Regions from separate parts of the Mus musculus genome. Here all the other regions are linked to region 2. The links are chromatin contacts, found by Hi-C or POLR2A ChIA-PET in ENCODE. All regions are on one chromosome and are shown on one strand. Each heading gives the region's core, a stretch centred on a gene start or an enhancer-like site at or near the end of the contact. The rest is flanking DNA. Distances are from core to core; before and after follow the strand shown.

What was found. A loop is a pair of places that touch in the nucleus more often than their neighbours do. ChIA-PET counts read pairs that join two places held with the same protein, here RNA polymerase II (POLR2A).
Region 1: POLR2A ChIA-PET joins it to region 2 with 22 read pairs in embryonic stem cell. The contact joins the promoter of 1110038B12Rik here to the promoter of Ddx39b in region 2. POLR2A ChIA-PET finds 5 or more read pairs at or near these places in 3 of 5 experiments (Patski and embryonic stem cell).
Region 3: a map of left cerebral cortex shows a loop between it and region 2 (5-fold over the local background). The contact joins the promoter of Dxo here to the promoter of Ddx39b in region 2. A Hi-C loop is called at or near these places in 5 of 37 maps with a recorded cell type or tissue (Patski, heart and left cerebral cortex). POLR2A ChIA-PET finds 5 or more read pairs at or near these places in 1 of 5 experiments (embryonic stem cell).

Annotation. Positions count from the first base shown.
Region 1 is chr17:34,950,750-34,955,173 of GRCm38, forward strand. 1110038B12Rik (RIKEN cDNA 1110038B12 gene) reads right to left here and starts at 1,722. Exons shown (of 4, transcript NR_015536.1): 1 at 1,603-1,722; 2 at 1,387-1,424; 3 at 1,136-1,176. It overlaps LOC115488834 (a small nucleolar RNA gene), which reads right to left and starts at 1,326; the gene lies at 1,264-1,326. Snord52 (small nucleolar RNA, C/D box 52) reads right to left here and starts at 259; the gene lies at 201-259. It also overlaps the pseudogene Gm8696.
Region 2 is chr17:35,239,173-35,243,704 of GRCm38, forward strand. Ddx39b (DEAD box helicase 39b) reads left to right here and starts at 2,574. Exons shown (of 11, transcript NM_019693.3): 1 at 2,574-2,680; 2 at 3,941-4,278. The coding sequence starts at 4,068. It overlaps LOC115488830 (a small nucleolar RNA gene), which reads left to right and starts at 3,506; the gene lies at 3,506-3,582.
Region 3 is chr17:34,835,256-34,839,738 of GRCm38, forward strand. It overlaps Dxo (decapping exoribonuclease), which reads left to right and starts at 1,764. Exons shown (of 7, transcript NM_001163770.1): 1 at 1,764-1,961; 2 at 2,138-2,499; 3 at 2,646-2,881; 4 at 2,971-3,190; 5 at 3,293-3,428; 6 at 3,558-3,652; 7 at 3,732-3,931. The coding sequence starts at 2,144. The coding sequence ends at 3,882. Stk19 (serine/threonine kinase 19) reads right to left here and starts at 1,648. Exons shown (of 7, transcript NM_019442.3): 1 at 1,522-1,648; 2 at 1,175-1,311. The coding sequence starts at 1,621. It overlaps Skiv2l (superkiller viralicidic activity 2-like (S. cerevisiae)), which reads right to left. Exons shown (of 28, transcript NM_021337.2): 27 at 4,436-4,483; 28 at 3,971-4,350. The coding sequence ends at 4,150.

The DNA.
Region 1 (4,424 bases), core at 472-2,971, 290 kb before region 2:
AGGTCACATCTAGGTCACTTCCACCTTTGTCTGGATTCCAAGGTTAGCCCTCATCTAGGTGAGGGGATGGGGCCCCTGTGAAGTCCTCAGAGCTCACCCTGGAGAGTTAAGATGGGCACAATGAGAAACAGGAGAGCAGGGTATGTTCCTCACCAGAGCCAGTGTTGGCACACTGGGCTCAATCTCAAGAGGTTCCCCAAATGAGTCAGATTTATAGCTGACATCAAGGACAGCGTCAGAGACTCTAGTCTGTGAAATCATCACTCTCAATTGAGGGAGACCAGAACCTAGGGTACCACCCAGGGAATGTCAATCCGATAGACACAGGATGCGGTAGCCAGTGTGTGTAGTTAGGCTTCGGACTGTTGCAGAGCTATATAAAGCCAAAACTCCTGGGGACTGAAATTTAACTGCTAAAACCTTTAACGAAAAAAGGTGGCATGGGCCGGAGAGATGGCTCATAACCATGTGTAATGGGATCTGACGCCCTCTTCTGGTGTGTCTGAAGACAGCAATAGTGTACTCACAAACATCTAAATCTTAAAAAAAAAAAAAAAAAGGTGGTTGGAGCCAGGACTAAGGCCATCCTGAATTGAGAGCCCGTCTAAATACCCAAAAGCATAGTCTAAAACAGTGGCTCTCAACCTGTGTCACCAAGGAACCCTTACATAGGGGTCCCAGACAGGACAGCCTGTGTTATCACAATAGCAAACTTTAGTTATGAAGATACAAGGAAAATAAAACCGATGGTTAGGAACATCACAGCCCGAGGAACTGCATTAAAGGCCCTCAGGAAGGCTGAGACCCACTGCCGTGGACTAGCATACAGAACTTAAAGGCACAAGAAATAATCAAGGCAGCTCCTGGATCCACCATAGATTTAGAGTTAGGGAGATTAGTTAAGATCTAAAAACAAAAAGATGGCTGGGTGGTAGCTTGCTTGGAGACTGGCTAATGCAGGCAGGATATTAAGAACAAAACAAGGGCCAGTCGGTGGTGCTGTATGCATTTAATTCCAGAGAGTAGAGGCAGGCGGATCTGAGATCAGGGCTACATGGAGAAACCCTGTCTCGAATCCACCCCTTCCAAAAAGTCAAGCCAAGAGACAAGCATGCCAGTGAAACCTAAGACTAACCTTTCTTCAGGTGTAGGCAGCTGGCGTGTGTCCTCAAATCCCTACCAGAAAGCAAGACACAGAGGTAAATTACTCAGAACTCTAGGCCACTCAAAACCCACGCCACTGCCGATTTTGGACCCGGGGACGGTCAGCGCGCTGCGGTGATGGCGTCAGCGAGACACTCAGAATCACCAGAAATCATCATTACTGTCCTCTCCCCGAAACCAGCCCCTCCTCACACCGCCTACCTCTCGCCAGCATGCGCTTACCATTGTGCTACTGGGTACGGCTGGCGTGGGCCAGGAACCTGGAAGAGATCATTGAATGAGCACAGGTCGTAGAGACCCCGGCCTGCAGCCCCCACCCCGGCCTGGGTCAGTTACAAGGAGTGGCGTCACGTGGACATCAGAAACTCTAGTCTGTAAATGTGGGTCATCATACCCGGCCCCACACCGCAGAGCCCTCCCCACAGGACCCCAGGATACCTGCGGCACGAGGCGGACCCATGCCTTGCTCTCCGGAGTCCTCAGACCCTGCCCAGACCGGTGGAGAACAAAGAAGGGTGAAAACACGGCAAACCGTGTGGGCGGGTGCACAAAGAGACCCGTGTGCCGCCCGCCTCGGCCATTTATACCCACGCCTGGCCCGGGGGTCCTGACGGACATAGTCGTCTTCTCATATGCCTGACTTGATCGCGCTGACAAATGCGAAGGGAACAAAGAGGAATCATGTTTCTTACTGTCCTAAGTAGAGAATCATGTATATGACGACAATTTGATAAACTACCAATCCAAAGGAAAGAAAAAAAAAAAAGAAAGAAAGAAACAGGCAGCCTAATCGGCCAAGATTGGGTAAAGACCCTGGAGCTCCTACAGGATAGGTCAGCTCTTTGGTCTCCTTTAGGCTTATGGCTTTGCGGATTCTGTACTCATGTTTGGATCCAGTCTACCCAGGAGGACTCATATTGCCTACACCTAGCAGAAAAATCTGAATTTGCACCTCAGCTTCTGCTCTCCGTTAAAAAGAAAAAAAAAAGAAAAAAAAAAGATTACTGAGTGCTCTGCTGCATGTACACGTGCGTGCCAGAAGAGGGCATCAGATTCCCTTATACATGGTCACGAGCATTTGGTTGCTGGGAATTGAACTCAGGACTTCAGGAAAAGCAACCAGTGCTCTTAACTGGTGAGCCATCTCACCAGCCCCAACATTTTTATTTAAAGGGGGATAAAAGCCACACACACACAAACACACATCTGGCTCATAGTCTAAGATGGGTTCCAACCATGCCTACAATTACAGGCGTGACACACTACTATGTTGAGAGAGAGAGAGAGAGAGAGAGAGAGAGAGGGGGGGGGGGTCGGTTTCAAGACCGGGTTTCTCTGTGTAACCCTGACTGTCCTGGAACTTGCTCTGTAGACTAGGCTGGCCTCGAACTCACAGATATCTACTTGCCTCTGCCCTGAGTGCTGGGATTAAAGGCATACAACACCACTGGCCAGCTTTTAAGAAATATTTTTAGATTGATTGTATTTGTGTCTATGTGTGTTAGAGGAAGTTGTAAGCCACCTGGTGATAGGTGCTGGGAACTGAAGCCAGGTCCTTAGAAAGATCAGTAAGTGCTCCTGACCACTGAGCCACTGCTCCAGCCCCTTTGTCTTTTTTTTTTTTTTTGAGACAGCAATTCTGTACCATGACGGTCAACATTCCTACTTCCTTTTCCTAAATGCTGAAATTACATGTGCAAGGCACTATACGCTTCTCTATCTTCATTTTAAAATACATTTTAGCCAGAAGCAGTGGTGCACAACTTTAATCCTAGCACTTGAGAGGCAGGGGCAGGTAGATCTCTTTGAGTTCAAGGCCAGCCTGGGCTACGCAGTGATGAGATAGTGCCTCAGAACATAACTAAAATTTAAAATCTAAGAATCCTATAGTAGCCGGGCAGTGGTGGCACATGCCTTTAATCCCAGTACTTGGGAGGCAGAGGCAGGCAGATTTCTGAGTTCAAGGCCAGCCTGGTCTACAGAGTTAGTTCCAGGACAGCCAGGGCTACACAGAGAAACCCTGTCTCAAAAAACAAAACAAAACAAAAAACAAACAAAAACAAAAACAAATAAAAGAATCCTATAGTAATTATGTGTTCGATAAGTCTCTCAGTTCCTAGGCCCAAGTTCCACCTGGGAGGGTTATAGGAAGAGACTCTTCAGTTCCAAACTGAGTGCACGTTAGCCAGAAATGACCTCTAACAGTGTAAAATGGCTTACGAATTAACTGCTTCTCTAATGAGCATAATTGCCTTGGCCTCTATTAAACTATTACTGAAGACTTCTTTTTTTTTTTTTTAAACGCAGATGTAGTACAATATAATAGTAACTGGTTGAAAGTAGTACATGCTAACAGACAATATGATACACAAACAGGGTGGCAGTAGACAGGAAAGGGCAGAGGCCACGGCCTACACCAAGAGCCTTTCAATAGACTGCTGAATGGACTGGATCTGCTGCTTTAGTTGAGAGCCTTCTTTGATGGTAACAGAACAGGCGATGACTGGCCTGGAGATGCCACACGCCCCGTCCTAAAGCCTGCTTGGAGCGCACAAATACATAGGGGACATTCTTGTCTTCTCACAGCAGAGGGAGGTGCAGGATGATCCCCAAGGGCTCAGCGTCTGCTGCCATCACAGTGAACTCAGAGATGCCTCTGTTGGGGGTTTTGGTGGCTTCATTGGCTCCTTTCCGAAGCTGCTTGTAGTTACATGACTGTTGAACAAGGCCCAGCAGCTTCTTGGTGAGGTGGGCATCTGCGAGGGGATAGGCCTTCGGAGTCACATCAGTCTCTGTCATGGCTGCGGTGTGCCGGCCTCGCCGCGACTCGACGACAGCCCACCTCAAGAGGGACTGAAAAACTACTGAAGACATCTTTACCCTAGGGTGGCCTTAAAGTTTCTGTTTGGACATGTTAGAATTGCATGCAGTTTACACCTTGCCCAGCAAATCGATTGATTCTCCATGGAGCTGGAGATTGAATTGAGTGCCTCATGCATATACTAGGCAAGCAGTCTCCCCTGACCTACCCTCCCCAGCTCTCAAAGGCTGGCATTGCCCCACTAAAACCCTGGAAGAGCCAGGGGTCAAAAGGTTTCTGAGGAAAGCAGCTCTGTGCCCTAGGTTCTGCCTGCTTAAAAAGCCTTGGACAAGGTAAGGGCTCTGCTACGTCACCAGGCCTGGAAAGAGAGATGGGGATGGTGGGGATAAAGTGGATGGGTCAGGTAGCACAGTGCCCATAATCCCACCATTCAAGAGGC
Region 2 (4,532 bases), core at 1,324-3,823:
TAAGTATCTCTGACTACCCTGGAATTTGCTAGGCCAGGCTAGCTTTGAACTCACAAGAGATCCACATGCCTCTGCCTCTTGAGTACTGGAATTAAAGACGTGCACCACCACGCCTGGCTTGACATTATGTTTGGGTATTGGCTCTCATTATGTATCTGATGATAAAGGTCGTTGTATCCCCAGAGCCTAGATAGCACTTGGCACACACTTGGCAGTTGAGGAATACTTTGGAATAAAAAGATGCTGGGGTGGGGAAGGAGGAAGTTGGGGTGGTGGTGGTAGGGGGTGAGGGGGTGGGACACTGCTGGTCTCTGACCCCCATTCCTTTATCAGTTCTCTTCACTGCTCATTTCACCCTGAACTTGAATCAATGAGGTAATTCATAGTCTTATATGACTTTTCTGTAGAGAGACATTAAAAAAAAAACTATAAGCCAGGTGTGGTGGCGCATGCCTTTAATCCCAGCACTTGGGAGGCAGAGGCAGGTGGATTTCTGAGTTCAAGGCCAGCCTGGTCTACAGAGTGAATTCCAGGACAGCCAGGGCTACACAGAGAAGCCCTGTCTCAGGAAAAAAAAAAAAAAATCTATGCCAAATAAGGCAGTCATGAAACACCAAAGATATCTCACCACCCAAGTCTCACTTGGCAGACCAAAGAGCTCGCTGGAGTTATTGGCAGTATGGTGGGTGATAGGTTACTTATAGGAGTGAGACTGGAGTAGCTTCCCATCAGAAAGTCGCCCACCAGCGTGACTTGTATGCAGACCAAAGAGTCCTGCCACCAGGAGCTGTTTATTGGTGACACAATCTGGGAGAAGTGTTCCGTGTCTTGCAACTTTTTTTCTGAATTTCCTGAGCCTTCTCCACTCTCATCAGGAGGAAATGTTTCGGGGGAAATAGCTATACAAAAGCAAGGAGATTTTTGAAGAGGAGGGACACATGTGATAGGAAATTGGGGTGCTTACACCCTGGTGTTTCCCTGCTAGCTGTATTGCCTTGGCCACCTTGTTTTATTTCTCTATTTTCATATGTTTACAGGAAGAGTGGAGCGGGGCATGGGTCTGCATTCAAATCCTCCAGCAGGAGAATTGAGAGCTTGAGGCCAGTCTATATAACTGCTCAAACTCAGTAACAGAGAAAGGAAGAAAAAAATGGCAAGACAGATGAGGGGCACTCACCTTGCTGTGGCCCCAGTGGCCCAGGTTTTAAGCATTGTTAAAATCACAGCCAGCTGTTAAGACAATCCCTTCCTGCCCTGGCTACCTTAACGAGGACTGTCAGCATGGCCATTTTGAATCTTCTATAAAGTCTTTGAGGAAACCACACAGCTAATGGCTCAGCCAGGATTGTTTCTGTCCTCTCTCTCCTCCCCCAGTGGAGGGTGGAACTTCCCATAGTCCAGTAGCAGGAAGATGTGTTATCACTGATGCCAAAGGGACAATATTATGATTGGTGCAAACACAAGTCTTCATTTGCACGAGTTTGCTGTTTGCTGTGTTTGGTGCAAACACCCTTTGCTGGCTGTAAAGCAGAAAGTTTGGCTCACTTGGGTCAGCTGGGACAAACCTTACTATGCTACCCTCCACAATGTCACATTAGGTCCAGTAACAGGAAGACAGTGGCTAAGAGCCCGCCAACTAGGTCACTAGGAGAGTTCCTGGAAACGCTTCAAAGCTAAAGGCCCAGGTACCGCACTTTCTGGAGCTACAGTTCGTAATAAGTTACCAGGGCCGAGGAATTCCCACTCCTCTCTGATTTATACAAAACCCGCCGGCCTGCTGCTTAGGGCTGCCAAATGCGGAGGGATCAAAAGCTACCAAGCCCCAGCCCAGAGAGCTTATGCGTTGAGCAGGACACAGCCAGCTGGTTGGCAACACTGATACTTAGTGTTACTTTGTATTAATATTAAGTGTCCTTAATAGGGAAAGCCCGAGCTTGTGTTTATGTAGCAAGGCAACAGGACAACACTTCTGCTATATGTAACATCTCAAAGGGAATACCACATGGGGGGAGGGGGATGTCCAGGCTGAATAATGGAACTGAGATTATTCTGCTGCTCTAGTTAGCAAGAATTATGGAAAGGTGCATAACCTCAAACCCCACCATTTATTTAGCACCTAGACAGAATGTAAGCCTCCATCTTTCGATATAATTTTGGGTAAATCCTGCCTATTCTCTGCACGACTGTAATGGGCGTGGTCACGTGTCCCCCTCCCCTCCAGCAGAGGCCCGAGTTAGCCGCTCTCGGGTCACCTTGACTACGAGGCTAAGGACCCCGTGAGAAACGCTTCTCATTCGATCGCGGAGTCCTCCATGCCCACAGAGAGGTGCCCAGGGAGAAGCCTGGCGTGGCAAACAAAACTAAAGTAGAGCCGACCGTCGGAGGGTGTTGCATAAGCGTAGAAGAACAAAATGGAGAGCTCTGCGGGGGAAGACGTGAGTTTCCTGTCGCGCTCTTGCTACTGGCGACCGGAGGAGGCGTCGTCTGAAGCTTCATTTCAAGTGGGCGTTCTGCAAAGCCAGCCGCGGAGCGCGCGCGGCGAAAGCCTGCTTCCGGCTCCTTGCGCGTGCGCCCTGGCGGCCGGGAAGGCGGGAGGCCGGGGCGAGCCTGGAACCGGAAGTGAAGGCAGCTTCCCGCCTCCGTCCCCGTTGCTGCCGCCATACACGCTCGCAGTGCTTAGGTAAGCTTTGGCCCTGTGCACCATCCACCGCCATCTGCTTCTCCCGCGGCTCGCCCCGCCGCGCGGGTCCCTGATACCCGGTGCCGGGCCGGCGCCGTGGCCGCCGGCGCGCAGGCGGGCGTCCAGTTCTGTTGTCTTCACCCCTTTCTGAGAGCAGATCTTGGCGGGGAGCTGGGAGACAAGGGGGGAACGATCCAAAATGGTGGCCTCGGCCGCCATTGTGTCTCCGCGCTTCCTGGGTGTTCCAGTGGGTCCTCTGCCCACCCGGGGCCGCGGCGGCCGGAGGCGGCGCCAGGAGGAGGGCGGGGCCCCTCGCATCTCCCCTCCGGGCCTTTTCTTGCTCGCCCAGGGATGGGAAGATCTCGCTCCGGGGCCCGTCCAGCCCTTTGACCCCGCTTTCGCTGCCTTATTTGGAGCTCTCTGTGAATGGCTGCCTCTGTGCGTGGCCGATGGTGTCGCGCACTTCTGGGGAAGCTTTTCCGAGAGCACTGCAAGGCGTTCCTTTCTAAGGCCACCCGGCTCACACTCTTAATCCTGCATCGTTCTCAGCTGTGACCTTAATTCCTTAGTGCGACTTTTAAAATTAACTTTGGCAGCGCTGAGCCGAACCTTGCGGCCTCTCGCGTTACTAAGCAAGCACTGCCATTGAACTGCACACACCCATCTTTTTCAAAACAAAAAAATTTTTTTTTTCTTGAAATGGAGCCATTCATACACTTCCCACCCTCCGCCCCGCACCACCCTCCTTCCTGCTTCTGTTCCCCGGTCCAGGTGTGCGCCGCTGGGACGGCCACTCGGGGGTTTCTGAGCAAGAGAATAGCGGCAGCCACATGATGTTTGCATTTGGGAAGTGAGCGCTCTGCGCAGTGCTGACCCTTATCTATCACCCTTGACTGATGGCTGACGTTGGGGATCACCACCGTGAGGTGGCAGGAGAAAGCGCAGTCTCTGTCTTCCCTTGTCCTTTGTGTCTCAACCCTCGTGTGAGTCGTTAGTCACGCTCATTTTACTGCGGTCTCCCAGTTGGCTCCTGCCTGTCGAAGTGTGTGTTACAAAGTCTGGTTAGCGGTGGAGCCCACTCTGTCTCTCCCGTCTGGTGTTCCCGTTTCTTATGTCATGAGTCTCTTTGTTAACTCTTCTTTCGGGACAAAGGTTTCACAGTTTAGGGAAGAATAGGACGGGTGTAGGGATCGACGAGAAGTGACGAGTCCATTCGTGACTGATGAGTTTTTCCGGTTTTTTTGTTGTCCCCTCTCCCAGCTCTTCTGTCGGAAACTGGTGTCTTTCCCCTTGCTGTTCTTCAACCCCTCTCTTTGGCCCTTGCTTCCTCACCTGCTCTGGGACACCTAACTCAAGAGACCTCCCTTCTCCCCCTGCCGGCCCAATTATGGCAGAGAACGATGTGGACAATGAGCTCTTGGACTACGAAGACGACGAGGTGGAGACAGCCGCTGGGGCAGATGGGACCGAGGCTCCCGCCAAGAAAGACGTCAAGGGCTCCTACGTCTCCATCCACAGCTCCGGCTTCCGAGATTTTCTACTCAAGCCAGAGCTGCTCCGGGCCATCGTTGACTGTGGCTTTGAGCATCCATCAGAGGGTACATTTTATTGTTGGGTGTAGAGACCTTATTTAGCACCTCTGGTGCAAGAAAAGGGAGGTTCAAGTCTAGGGTCATAGGATTTGAATTTATTTGGGATAGGCCAAGCTCTGAGAATGTACCCAAGACGGCAGCTGTAGAAGAGGCTTTTGTTCTCCGTTAAACAGAGGGCTGCCATTTGTTCTGTGCCTGGCTTTTTTGCTTGGTTTTTGTCTTTCTGACTGTTCGGACTCCCAGAGAGGGCCTGGTTGGAC
Region 3 (4,483 bases), core at 514-3,013, 400 kb before region 2:
AACATGGAAGTGTCTGAAGGGGTTCAAAGAGAAGATGTCTATGTAATTTCAGTGCCAGAAGAAAGCAATGAGAGAGGACAAGAGAAATTTCTTAGAGCTGGTGACAGGGCTGAGGAGGTGACTCTGCTGTCAAGTCTGCTGACCCAAGTTCAATCCTCCCCTCTCCAAAGAAAGAAGAGACTCCCTCTAGTTAACCTTCTGACTACTGTAAACCCCAGCATTAGGGAGATGAAAGCAGGAGAATATCAAGTTTAAGGCAGTCTGGGCTACAAATTAAGACCTTGTCTTAAAACAAAACTTGTGCAACTCTGAAAGCTTTTTGTTTAAAGAAAAAAAAAAAAACAGTTATAGAAAAGGAAGCACAGGGGCCATGGCCTGAGGAGGAGGTCAGAAGTCACCTGCAGGAATCAAGGTCAGAAACTCTGTAACAATATAAGGACAAAGCTAAGCAAGAAGGATCTGTGACAGCCTCTAAGGAGGAACTGCCCTAGTTAAAAGGAGCCCAGAGAGGTATGTAGCAGCAGAGAGCCGTTCACAGTGTTCTGACCTTCAACTCAGGCAGAGGTCTGAGAGTTCCTATAAAACAGAGACTGAAATCTGCCCACTGTGGATTTTTTTTGTGTGAAGAGACATGGCCCTGGCTTTCAATCGCCTTCTAAACTTGGCCACGAGGTTACATCACTCCTCTAGTCTCCCTAAGTATCTCATTTAGCCCCTATGCCTTGTGCACCACAGCCTAGAATGATCTGCAGCGTCATAGCCCACTGTCTCATACATCTATAATCTGCAACTCAGTGTACGCACATCAGGCAAGCAGCTACTCGGTGCCTCCCTCCTCTAGTCAATCCCCTAATCACTAACTGATCACTTGGGAAATCTGGGAATTAACACTAGACTCATCTCTCTCCTTCAGTCAATCTCTCTCACCGGTGACCTTCAGTACACCTTTGTCCGCGCTCACTAACCTTCTCTAACAGCCATCACCTGTCAGATGTGACATCTGCCTGCAGTTCCAAACCCCTGGGATTTGCTCTGCATTTGCCTTGGCCTAACGCCTGCTGACGGACGACTGAGTGTCTGAGCGACAGGGACTTGGCGAGTGCCCTCGAGGCTGCGGGTCGGAGGGCCGGGGCTGGTGGGGGGGGGACACGCCAAAGGTCTCCAAGGTGCTCACCAGTTGTAGGTCGGCCACCGTCCGGTCTGGCACCAGACTGTACACTTGGCTCCTCAGCGCGATGGGCGGCAGCGCATCCTCGAACAGCCCCCGGGGAAACAGCTTCACGAGCTCCTCGATGGCCTCGCGCGCCGAGCCTGTGGTGGAGCAAGCGCGTGGTCAGGTCCGGGTGGAGAGCGAGGGTGGAGACAGCGCGGAGGTTCGGACGCCCCAGCCCTCAGAGTCGCTGCCCAGCGCCTGGGTTGCCATGGTTACTACCCTAGGTCCTCCTCCTCCTCCTCCTCCTCCCCCCCCTCCTCCAAGGGTGGATACCCTCGGGCTTTCCGCGCCCAGGTTGCCATGGTTACCTGCTCTTGTTCTTAAAGGATCCGCTCTCACGGGCCCCGGCGCCCGCCTCCGCTTCACCCCAAAAGCCTCAGACGCCAGGAGCCGTCTCTTGCGATTCATAACCCGGATTTCAGGATTCCGGGAAAGGAGTCCCGAAGACCGCGTCTTCCGGCACAGAATAATGACGACGGGCCCTCTGGCTGGTCGTCTGAGTTTGATGACGAAGGCAGCCTCACTTCCGTCGCCCGCACCGCTGCTGATTGGCTCCCGACCAGAGCGCTCACTGGGGCGCGCCGAGGCGCGAGTGGCCCGCCTGGGTTCCCGCTCCGGTGCAGACGGACCTCGCCCACTCCGACGCTGAGGGCGGATGAGAGCGTCATCAGAAACAGCAACTCCGTGTTTGCATCCTTCTCCGGCTTCTGACGTGCGGCCCTGACGCCGTAGCCTCGAGGAGGTGGAGGTCGGTCAGGGTGGGGAGCTTTGAGGTAACCAAGTCTTAGCTTCAACCCCCAAACTCCTCAAGCTCGCCGCGTTCGTTGGTCCGTGGGTGGGAACGAGGCGCCCGGCTCCTGACACGCAGAGCCCAAACCTGGAAGCTCACTCGCTCCTTATCCACTGGAAACGCTTTCCTCGCAGGACCTCATGGAACCCAGAGGGACTAAGAGAAAAGCGGAGAAGACAGAGGTGGAAAAGCCTTTGCACAAACTCCCCCGGGCAGTCCCTTTACTGCGGACACAGCCCTCTCTGTACTCGGGACCCTTCCCGTTCTACCGGCGTCCATCCGAACTGGGCTGCTTCTCCCTGGACGCACAACGCCAGTACCATGGAGATGCCCGAGCCCTCCGCTACTACAGCCCCCCTCCCATCAACGGCCCAGGCCCGGACTTTGACCTCAGAGATGGATACCCTGACCGATACCAGCCCCGGGACGAGGAAGTCCAAGAGAGGTTGGACCATTTGCTGCGCTGGGTCCTGGAACACCGGAACCAGCTGGAGGGGTGAGCCCGGTGCAACGCAGAAGCTGACCTGGTGACCCGGCTTTCTCTTCTGAAGTTGGGAAAGCCAAATGGTCTTTAGTGGGGACTTTGAGTCAACAGAAGTAAAACTCGAGTCAGACCATAAACCCCGCATTCTTCCCTCCCAGGGGTCCCGGCTGGCTGGCAGGGGCCACGGTGACATGGAGAGGGCACCTGACAAAATTGCTGACCACGCCGTATGAGCGGCAGGAGGGCTGGCAGCTGGCAGCCTCCCGGTTCCAAGGGACACTGTACCTAAGTGAGGTGGAGACCCCGGCTGCTCGGGCCCAGAGGCTTGCACGGCCACCCCTCCTCCGGGAGCTCATGTACATGGGCTACAAATTTGAGCAGTACATGTGCGCAGGTGAGAGTCGTCGCAGCCGTGCGGTCCCTCTCCCCTTCCACAGAGGTCGAGATCCCCTTCCTCTGCTGCTGCCTTCTCTTCTTGTGCAGACAAACCCGGAGGCTCCCCAGACCCCTCTGGGGAAGTTAACACCAACGTGGCCTACTGCTCTGTGCTACGCAGCCGCCTGGGAAACCACCCTCTCCTGTTCTCCGGGGAGGTAGACTGCCTGAACCCCCAGGCTCCTTGCACACAGCCTCCCTCCTGCTACGTGGAGCTCAAGACATCCAAGGAGATGCACAGCCCTGGCCAGTGGAGGAGCTTTTACAGGTTCTGGCCGGGGCCGGGACTGACGGGGGGGGGGGTTGGGGGGGGGTTGGGGGGGGTTGGGGGGGGTGGAGGGTCCTGCTGACCCTTTGCCTCTCCCGTCAGACACAAGTTGCTGAAATGGTGGGCTCAGTCGTTCCTCCCGGGGGTCCCACATGTTGTTGCCGGCTTCCGGAACCCAGAAGGTTTCGTCTGTTCCTTAAAGACCTTTCCTACCATGGAGATGTTTGAAAATGTCAGGGTAAGGCAGGTGTCAGAGTGGCCATCTGTTTCCCCACCCCCTGTACCAAGTCCTCAGACCCAGTGCCCCTTTGCCACCTGCCTTTTCCTCTTTCCACCCCCAGTCTTCTGCCTCTTGTGCCCCCTCCAGAATGACCGAGAAGGCTGGAATCCCTCTGTGTGCATGAACTTCTGTGCTGCCTTCCTTAGCTTTGCCCAGAGCACAGTAGTCCAGGACGATCCCAGGTAAGGCCTTCATGTTTGTGCACTGCCTCTGGATCCCGGCTCAATCTCTGGCTTCACCCCACACCTCTGTCTTCCACAGGCTTGTCCACCTCTTCTCCTGGGAACCTGGTGGCCCTGTCACTGTGTCTGTCCATCGTGACGCACCCTATGCCTTCCTGCCCTCATGGTATGTGGAGACTATGACCCAAGACCTCCCACCACTCTCAAAGACTCCCTCTCCCAAGGACTGAGGACAAGTCTGGGCTCCGTGCAGATAATAAAGGCGTGTTTCTAAGTGGGTCTCTTGCTGTGTCTGAATGGAGTCACCTCTGTTCCAAGTTACCATACTCCAAGCACTCTGGTTTGCTCTTTATTTATATTTTTGGGTTTTTAGGGGGTTTTTTTTGTTTGTTTTTAGTTTTTTCAAAACATGGTTGGCATCAAACTCAAAGAGATTTATCTGCCCCTTCGCTGCTACTACAACCCAGCTTATTGTTACATTTCTATCCACACATCCTTTACTGGGTGTAGAGGCTGGCTGCGAAGACGATGTCCCGCCGTAACAAGGTGGCTGCCGTCTCCATCTTGGCACCCAGCACAGGCTCACCCACCAAACGTGCTGCTCCTCGAAGCGAGCGACACATCTCAGCCAGACGCTGGATGCAGCGGACGACCAAGCCCTCAGGGGTCCCTGAGAGCCCTGCCAACTCGGAGAAGGGCTATGGGAAGAGCAGAGTGAAGACTAAATGTGCCAGGTCTTGCATGGCTTCTCCCAACCAGCCAACTGCCAAACCCGGCACTTACCATACCCCTAGCCCACTCATACACAACCTCTACCAGCCCAAAATTCAG